2 separate regions of the Homo sapiens genome follow, and region 1 is linked to region 2. A link is a contact called in ENCODE Hi-C or POLR2A ChIA-PET data. All regions are on one chromosome and are shown on one strand. The core of a region is the stretch at or near the end of the contact, and the rest is flanking DNA. Distances in the headings are between cores, read along the strand shown.

Region 1 (4,453 bases), core at 1,348-3,847, 71 kb after region 2:
GCGTTTTCACTCTTCTTAATGGTGACTTCTTTTTTCTGGGGGGTGGGGGGGATGGAGTCTCACTCTTGTCGCCCAGGCTGGAGTGCAGTGGCGCAATCTCGGCTCAATGCAACCTCCGCCTCCCAGGTTCAAGCGATTCTCCTGCCTCAGCTTTCCGAGTAGCTGGGATCACAGGCGTACGCCACCACACCTGGTTAATTTTTGTATATTTAGTAGAGACGGGGTTTCACCATGTTGGCCAGGCTGATCTCGAACTCATGACCTCAGGTGATCCACCCGTCTCGGCCTCCCAAAGTGCTGGGATTACAGGCGTGAGCTCCTGTGCCCAGCCAAAAAAAATTTGAGGCTGGAGCACAGTGGCGCGATCACAGCTCACTGCAGCCTTGACCTCCCGGTCTCAAGTGATTCTCCCACTTCAGCCTCCGGAGTAACTGCGACTACAGTCGTGGCTAATTTTTAAATTTTTGGTAGAGGCGGGTGTTTCCTTATATTGCCCAGGCTGGTCTCGACCTCCTGGGCTCAAATGATGTTCCTGCCTCGGCTTCCCAACTATAGTATAGATGAGAGCAACATAGCATAGTGGTTAAGAGCAATCCCAGCTCTGCCATTTTCTAAATTACTCTCCTAACCTTTTATGGCCTGTGTTCTCAACCGTCAAAGGGGAAAAATAATAGTACCTGTCTTATAGGGTAGTTAGGAACACAAAAAGCTCTTGGCATCACCCTTGGTACATGGTAGGTACTGCACAATGTCAGCTAATATTATCGTCATGTGTGCTGCCTGGAGAAATTTTTAAGTGGAAAACAAAACAAACAAACAAAAACACAGGCCAGACGAGGTGGCTCACGCCTTTAATCCCAGCACTTTGAGGGGCCAAGGCGGGTGGATCACCTGAGGCCAGGAGTTGGCGATCAGCATGGCCAACATGGCGAAACCCCGTCTCTACTAAAAATACAAAAATTAGCTGGGTGTGGTAGCAGGCACCTGTAATCCCAGCTACTCAGGAGGCTGAGGCAGGAGAATCGCTTGAACCTGGGAGGTGGAGGTTGCAGTGAGCCGAGATCGCACCACTGCACTCCAGCCTGGACCACAAAGTGAGACTCTGTCCAAAAAAAAACAAACAAAACCCAACAAAATAAAACAAGGTGAACTAAAATGAGAAATATCCTTTTGGAAGAACATAGTTCCAAATATTTATTCATTCAACAAATAACCATTTAGGGCCAACTTGCACTGACTTTTCCTTATAACACATAAGCAATAAACCCTATTATTGCGTACTCTCGCGTGATTAGGGAACGTTGTTAAGAGGCTCAAAAATCGGACGTCATAGCTCAAAAATCGGACGTCATAGCACATTGGCTAATGGAATCACCCAGGGGCTTTGCGGTTTCCCCTTCCAGCAGCCAGAGGGGCCAGAGTCGGAAGCTGGGGGTCGGACTCTTGGCATCTTCTGGTGGATTATGAGGTTTGGATTAACTGGGATTTCCCGTTGGTGTTTTTCTGCCTCATCTGTTTAGCTTTTTGTGGTCCCCTTTTTGGTATCCAACTTGCTCTTTCTTAAGTGAAGTTTCTGATTAAAGCAAGAGCTTCGAGTAAGGGGTCTGACCGTAATTTTTCACTGGTTAATGTCTGACGTCCAGTAGGTGCTGTCTGGATCATTCTCCGTCCCTCCCTCCCTTCTTTCCCTCCCCCCCTTCCTTTCTCTCCCTTTCTCTTTTCTTTCTCTCTCTCCCTCCCTCCTTCCTTTCTCTTTCTCTCTCTCTCTCTTTCTCTCCTTTCTTGGATGGAGTCTTGCTTTGTCACCCAGGCTAGAGGGCAGTGGCGTGATCTCAGCTCACTGCAACCTCCACCTCCGGGGTTCAAGTGACTCTCCTGCCTCAGCCTCCCGAGTAGCTGGGACCACAGGTGCGTGCCACCACACCCAGCTAATTTTTTTGCATTTTTACTAGAGACGGGATTTCACCATGTTGGCCAGGCTGGTCTCAAAACTCCTGGCATCAAGTGATGCGCCCGGACCCTCAAAGTGTTGAGATTACAGGCGTGAGCCACCGCGCCTGGCCTTGAACTTTATTTTCTCATTGAGCCCAGGCACCTCACTAAATTCGGCTCACCCCTATGTCTCACTTTCCTACTTTTGTTTTGAAGCCTTTGCCCCACCCCCTCCACGTTGCCGCCTTTTTCGTACTGAGCGCGCAGGGCACTACGCCCACCACTCCCCTTGACCCACTCCTCAAGCCCTGATACCGGGGCGAGGCCCCTTCCTTTTCTAGTCCTTCTACGCGCCAGGTGGGTGGGTTTCGCGGTGACGAGGCGACACCTCTTTCCCCTCTGGCGAGCACGTTAACTGGGGAAGCTACCAAATTCTCACGCCTTAGCTGCCCTGCCTCCACCTCCCGCAAGTCCGGTTGCCCCTCTAGGCTTCTGCGCCTGCAGTGGTTCCGACCCTCGCCTTTAGAACTCTGCCGCTTCCGCCTCTTATTTCGCGCCTTTGTTTTTAGTTTTGGAAGGGGCGGAGTTGAAATGGCTGCGCCGCGGTTGCCGAAGCAACGCTTTGGTTACTTCCGTTGGTTTCAATGCTTCCGGGTTGGCGCTGCAGTGGCGTTTCCGACTGTGGGAGCCTCAGCTTCCCAGTCGTCCGATGAGCCCGAGCAGGTGAGGGGGAGCTCCTGGACTTCCAGGCTGGGGAGCGGGGCTGGGCCGCGCCAGGCCGCGCGGGGCCGGGCTGGCCTGGTTCCCGGCCTGGGAGGGGCTTAACGGTCCTCTGGTCTCTCTCTCCCCTCAGCTGAGTCCCTTCCCTGTCTTTCACTCTTCTGGCATCGGTGGTTTTACTTCTTCGATTGAACCCTGCTTCCTCGACCCCCCTGGGAGGCCGCCTTCTTCAGGCGCCTCCCTTCTCTCCACGAGCTCGCTCTGACAGCTGAGGAACTGGCAAGATCCTGCTACCCAGAGGGTGAATGGGTATCTTTCCCGGAATAATCCTAATTTTTCTAAGGGTGAAGTTTGCAACGGCGGCCGTGATTGTAAGCGGAGTAAGCAAACACCTCCATTGTATTAGTGTAAGGGATACTGTTGAAAGATGCTCCCCTTCGGTTTCTACCCCCTGTCACTCCTGAGGTCAAGGCATTGAAGGCATCTATTAAAATGCAGTTCAGTTACTTGATTGGCATGACAGCTGTTATCAACATGAATTAGTTTCTCAGACAGGATAACAGCAGGGACATTTATGGTTTCCTGTCAGTGATTCCTTGTTGTTGTTGTTTTTCCCCCCAGCCTAGAGATGCCTAGCGTTATCATGAACTCTTCCCTCGTCTTCATTCCCTACATCATCGAGTTCTTTGTGTCTTCATTGGGGAAGTCTATCTCTAACCTCAGTGCCAACAAGCATCTTTGTCTGCTGTACTTTGCACCATCCTAAGCTAGTCTCCCTGCCTCTCCCGTTTGTAATGTAATCCACTGTGTTTGCTGCAGCCCTAATAGGCTAAAATGTGGTGGATTTCCTCAAGTCACTTCGTTGTTAAACACACACACACAAAACATGCAGCCCCCTCCTACACCCCCTACCCCCACCCCTTGGTTTCAAGCCTTTCAACATAACATGCTCCTTATCACACTTCTTGTCTGATACTGTTTCAGTCAACAAGGGAATTCTCTGTTCCAGTTAGGTTCCTTTCTTCTTGGCACAAACCATACTGATGCCTGCTTCTACATGCTGTGCTTGTTCCCACATTTGTGTTTCTGTTCATTCTCTCTTCCCTGCCCCTCTCCCTTACCTGCACCTAACCAGGTTGTACCTACCGTCTCTCAAGGTTCAATTTAGGTTCTCTCACCTCGGCAATTTTCAAATTAGTCAATCCCATGCTGGTTGTAGTCTTTTCTATGCTCCTCTTGCTCTTAAAGTTTGTACTACACAGTTTAGTACTTAATTTTTCTCTAACGCACTACTTTGATTTCTTCCACCAGATTATAAGCTCTTGAAAGGCAAGTACTGTATTTCGTACTTTTTTCTCTGTCCCATCTCATTGGTTATTCAGAAAAGACAGGTTGAGTGGTAAATATTGTCTTGGTGCTAGAACGAATATCTGTGTTTTTCAAATATGATTATACCCAAAGTGCATTGCAGGTTTGGGCATTTAGCATGCCTTCAATAAATATCTGCTTGGCTCTCCATTGTTACCTTCTGAATCTGAGAATCTCTAATTTCTACTCTTTCTTAAAGGAGAAAGCAGGAGAGGCACCCAGAGTTTCCTGACCAGATCTTGGGAGTAGTATAGGGCAATGTAACTTGTATTGTAGGACATTCTTACTTTCACTCATTAGTCTATCAAATTCTCCGAAGTCAGATCTTCAGAATAAATGTTGGCATTTTGAAGACAATTTTCATTGGTTTCTTTATACAGTAAAAATATTTAGGGTACTATATTTTTATTTTACCTTAGATATGACTACTTTT
Region 2 (4,277 bases), core at 353-2,852:
AAAATAAAAATATAAAGGAAAAAGGAATTGAATAATACTTCTTAAAACTTTTAAGTGAGCCTCCTTGCTTATTCTCCGTGACCACCTCACTCTCACAAAAAGTGAGACATAATATACCAAATTGAACATTGGATGAGGGTCAGAAAGCCTAGGTTTAAGAATTGGTTCCATCACTTCCTAGGCACATGACCTCGGTAAAGTTCTGTCCTTGAGGCTGTTTCCTCATCTTCAAACAGTTCTAACGACACCCTACAGCCCATCTCAAAAGGGGTGCTACCAATGAAATATACAAATGCAAGATACGATTATAATGGAATCTGTACTGCTGTAGAAACATCAAAGGTACACAGCCCTAATTTTACAAGCAAATCAGTGCCTTTGTAGGCTCAGTGAAGTTTCTGCGTAAGGAGATTAAGTTTGCACAGTAACCCCCAAACCAGGACACCTCACAAATACTAAGAGGAGACTTTTGCAGTTTAAAACTCTACTTCTAGGTTTCTATTTTATGTTTAGGGGCACTAAAAGACATTACAACTCATAGTCCAAACCTGAAAACAATAGTAAAAAAAATTTAAGGTCGCAGATTTAAAAAACTCCACAAAACTAACAAATCTTTCCAAACAAAGAGAATCCCCTGGATGAAGGTCTCCCGTGCTTGCAGAAGCTGGTTCACTTGACAATTTCCTCTCGAATTTCTCCTTAAAAAAGCATTAAAACCTGAGAGAAGTTGAAAGGAACTCCCTCCATCTCTAGAGCAGGAGTATACCTCAGCATAATTTTTTCCATCTCTTTAAGTAAAACCTGCAAACCTCCTAGTTAGAATATAGTGTATTTAACTCCACGTTTCTCCTCAGGGCTCTTATCCTCTAGACAATAACGGAATAGAGCACGATTTCTGTGACAGAGAAGGGAAGTCCCTTTGGCCAGAACAAGGTTGTGGGCATGGAATGACCGGTCCTGTGTGGGGGGAACCTGCGCAGAAAGAAGGGGTCACAGGGTCTCTGATGCCTGAAAGTTCGGAATCCCCTCAAGTCTCTTTTCGTTTGATTGAAGAGACTTGAGGGTGGGCGGGTCTCCGTCAAACATCAGTATCAACCGTACAAAAGACGAAAGGGAGTTGCCTCCAGAATGAAAAGCCCAAACCGGGTTGGAAACAGACCGACAGGACTCAGGAGGTGAGAAGGCTGCCGCAGCTGCCGCGGCCCGCGAAACCACTGCCCGCCGCGGGCCGCCAGGCTCTACCTCCAGAAAACCCTCCCCCTTCAGGGCCCGGCGCAAGATGGTGGCCCACCAGCTACCACGCCGCCAAGCCTGTCCCCTCCCCCGCACCCCCGTCGATCCGCACCGGCATAGAGACCCTCAGCCAGCCGCCCTCAGAACCGCCCTCTGGGGAAGGCTGCCTCGGCCGCGCGGGAGAGCTGCTGCCTCCTTCCGCGCGGCACAGGCGGGGGCGGGGGCCGCTTACCGAGAGCAGAGCAGATCGGTCTGACTGGGGTTCGGATAAGGAGGAGGAGAAAGAGGAGGAGGAAAGGGAGGAGCGCGAAAAACCTCAGGCGACAGCCTCAGCAACAGCGACTCCCCCGGAGACTTCCAGCGCGGAACCGGCGTCTCAGCCGGGGGCAGAAGTATATAACTGCACGCGCTGCCTCATGGGTAGACGCCGACTCCACCCCCTGAACATCCGGGGCCTTTTAACCGCCCACGGACGGACGGCTGGTACTTACATGTGCACATGTGCAGCTACTTTACTTACCGTCGAAGGCAGCGGAGGAAGTGTAATTGACTAGCGTGGATGCAGCTTTTCTAAGCAAACGCTCGATTTAACCTGGAGTTGTCATCCCAAAAAATACATTGTACCTGACTACAGAGAAACATGAATTCTGGGTCTTCCTTGTGTGTGAGGGCTAAAGACACGAGTTAAAAATATAAATATATTGTTTTCTGGAAATACTGTACTTGAAACACGTCTCAAAATACTAGTTATTTTTACCTTTTGTTTTAAACATATGGTTTTGCTTGTCTCTCTGTTACTTCTAATTGCCATATGGATGCCTATAGTAGGTACAAAAAATGCTAAGGAAAAATACATTTACTCTTACACACAAGGAAGACCCAGAATTCATGTTTCTCTGTAGTCAGGTACAATGTATTTTGTGGGATGACAACTCCAGGTTAAATCGAGCGTTTGCTTAGAAAAGCTGCATCCACGCTAGTCAATTACACTTCCTCCGCTGCCTTCGACGGTAAGTAAAGTAGCTGCACTTGTGCACATGTAAGTACCAGCCGTCCGTCCGTGGGCTGGCCGCGGTGGCTCACACTTCTAATTCCAGCACTTTGGGAGGCTGAGGTGGGTGGATCACCTGGGGTGAGGAGTTTGAGACCACTTCCCTTTCCTCCTCGCCTTTCTCCTCCTCCTTCTCTGAACCCCAGTCAGCCTGACCAACATAGTGAAACCCCATCTTTACTAAAAATACAAAATTAGCAGGGTGTGGTGGCACATGCCTGTAATCCCAGCTACTTGGGAGGCTGAGGCGGGAGAATCACTGGAACTTGTAAATACATTTACAAGAAAAACACTTGCCAAAATACTGCTTACAGAAACATTTTCTAGACATTGTGCTTTGAACTGTAAAAGTTTCTTCTCCCAAATTTCTCCACAAGGTTTATAGCAGTACTGGTTCATCTCTCTTTTTCTTTTTTGAGACGGAGTTTCGCTCTTGTTGCCCAGGCAGGAGTCCAATGGCGTGATCTTGGCTCACCGCAACCTCCGCTTCCCGGGTTCAAGTGACTCTCCTGCCTCAGCCTCCCGAGTAGCTGGGATTACAGGCATGCGCCACCACACCCGACTAATTTTGTATTTTTAGTAGAGACGGGGTTTCTCCATGTTGGTCAGGCTGGTCTCGAACTCCCCACCTCAGGTGATCTGCCTGCCTCGGCCTCCCAAAGTGCTGGGATTACAAGCGTGAGCCACCACGCCTGGCCCAATTCATCTCTTAAGAGTTGCCCAGACTGAAAATATCGTGTGGCTTACATAACACACACGTAAATCCTGTCACTGAATCCTACCATTTTTTTTATTTGAGCTAGTTTTTTCTTTCTTATTTATACAGCTATTTGCTTCTGACCCTGAAAATAAGCTTTACAGGAAAAGACAGAGAATAATCAAAATAAAACAGTGAAAAGTCCCAAAATCTTGGAGCATGCATAGTTGGTCCCTGCTTCCGGTCAGGGTGATAAGAAAGTCCGGGCACCTTTTCCTTTGATGCCAGCAGGAAATTTAAAACTAGCAAATCTACAGCCGCATGACTCTGCTTTTGGCTGTAGTGGGAAATTTAAAACTTGTGATTCTCCAGCCTGCCTCCTTCTTTGGCATTGGTGGGAAATTTAAAACTGGCAACAAAAATTGGTGCAGTTGAGAAATTTAAAACTTGCAAATCTACAGCCTGTGCGGCATTTTCACCAGCCCCACTTCCTAGATGCTATAAAGGCCCATCCAACTTCCTCTGCCTCTGAAACCAGCCCAGACCTGTTTGCAGCACCCAGCCCTCCCTCACTTACCCCCACTAGTCCCCAGGGTAATAAAATTTCTCTCAAATTCTCTTGTCATATCTAGTGTCACGAGTGTCCACATCCAACCTAAAATTACGAGGAGGAATGGTCAAACTGCCTCAGCAGGATGACCAGAAAACACTTATACACCCAAATTTCAATCTAACTTATTCTTTTTTTCGTGAAAAATACAGCCAAGAAGACCAGCGGGCTCTGGTCAGTTGACTGTTTGCAGACTCTGGTCAGCAAATTTTCTATCAAGATGAAAATTTGAGAAACTAAATAATAACAATAATTAAAAGGATGTCTGGTGAGAATGGAATTAACACATGGGAAATTGTTTGGGTGATTTTTAACTGTTCTTAAAACTCTTCCCCAGGCTTCTAGAAAACCACTCTATATTGGTTCTCTTGACTGGCTGGCCGTACGTTCTTTTTTATTTTTCAGCACTTCCAGTAAATGAGGGCTTACTCCTGTATAGGTTTTTCTGACAATTTTAAAAATTGAGACAAATTTACATGAAAAAAATCTACCATTTTGAAGTGTACAATAGAGTGATTTCTTATATATATTTACAGTATTGTGCAACCATCACTGCTATCTAATTCCAGAACATTTTCATTACCTCCCACCAAAAAACCTGCAAACCTATTAGTAGCCACTCCTAATTTCCTCCTATTTGTATCCTCTCACCAATCATTAATTAACGTTTTTTATCTATGGATTTG

Evidence for each region. A loop is a pair of places that touch in the nucleus more often than their neighbours do. ChIA-PET counts read pairs that join two places held with the same protein, here RNA polymerase II (POLR2A). Pooled maps may share reads with other maps.
Region 1: a loop to region 2 is called in a map of natural killer cell, with 15 times the contacts of the local background. The contact joins the promoter of SLC25A14 here to the promoter of ZNF280C in region 2. A Hi-C loop is called at or near these places in 22 of 168 maps with a recorded cell type or tissue (B cell, CD4-positive, alpha-beta T cell, CD4-positive, alpha-beta memory T cell and 16 more), 23 of 37 single-sample maps with no recorded cell type and 24 of 50 pooled maps. POLR2A ChIA-PET finds 5 or more read pairs at or near these places in 17 of 52 experiments (A549, A673, AG04450 and 14 more).

Annotation. Positions count from the first base shown.
Region 1 is chrX:130,337,322-130,341,774 of GRCh38, forward strand. It overlaps SLC25A14 (solute carrier family 25 member 14), which reads left to right and starts at 2,598. Exons shown (of 11, transcript NM_001282195.2): 1 at 2,598-2,655; 2 at 2,786-3,032. The coding sequence starts at 2,958. RefSeq lists an enhancer at 2,230-2,803 and a silencer at 2,616-2,825.
Region 2 is chrX:130,267,297-130,271,573 of GRCh38, forward strand. ZNF280C (zinc finger protein 280C) reads right to left here and starts at 1,603. Exons shown (of 19, transcript NM_017666.5): 1 at 1,466-1,603. RefSeq lists a silencer at 1,304-1,383.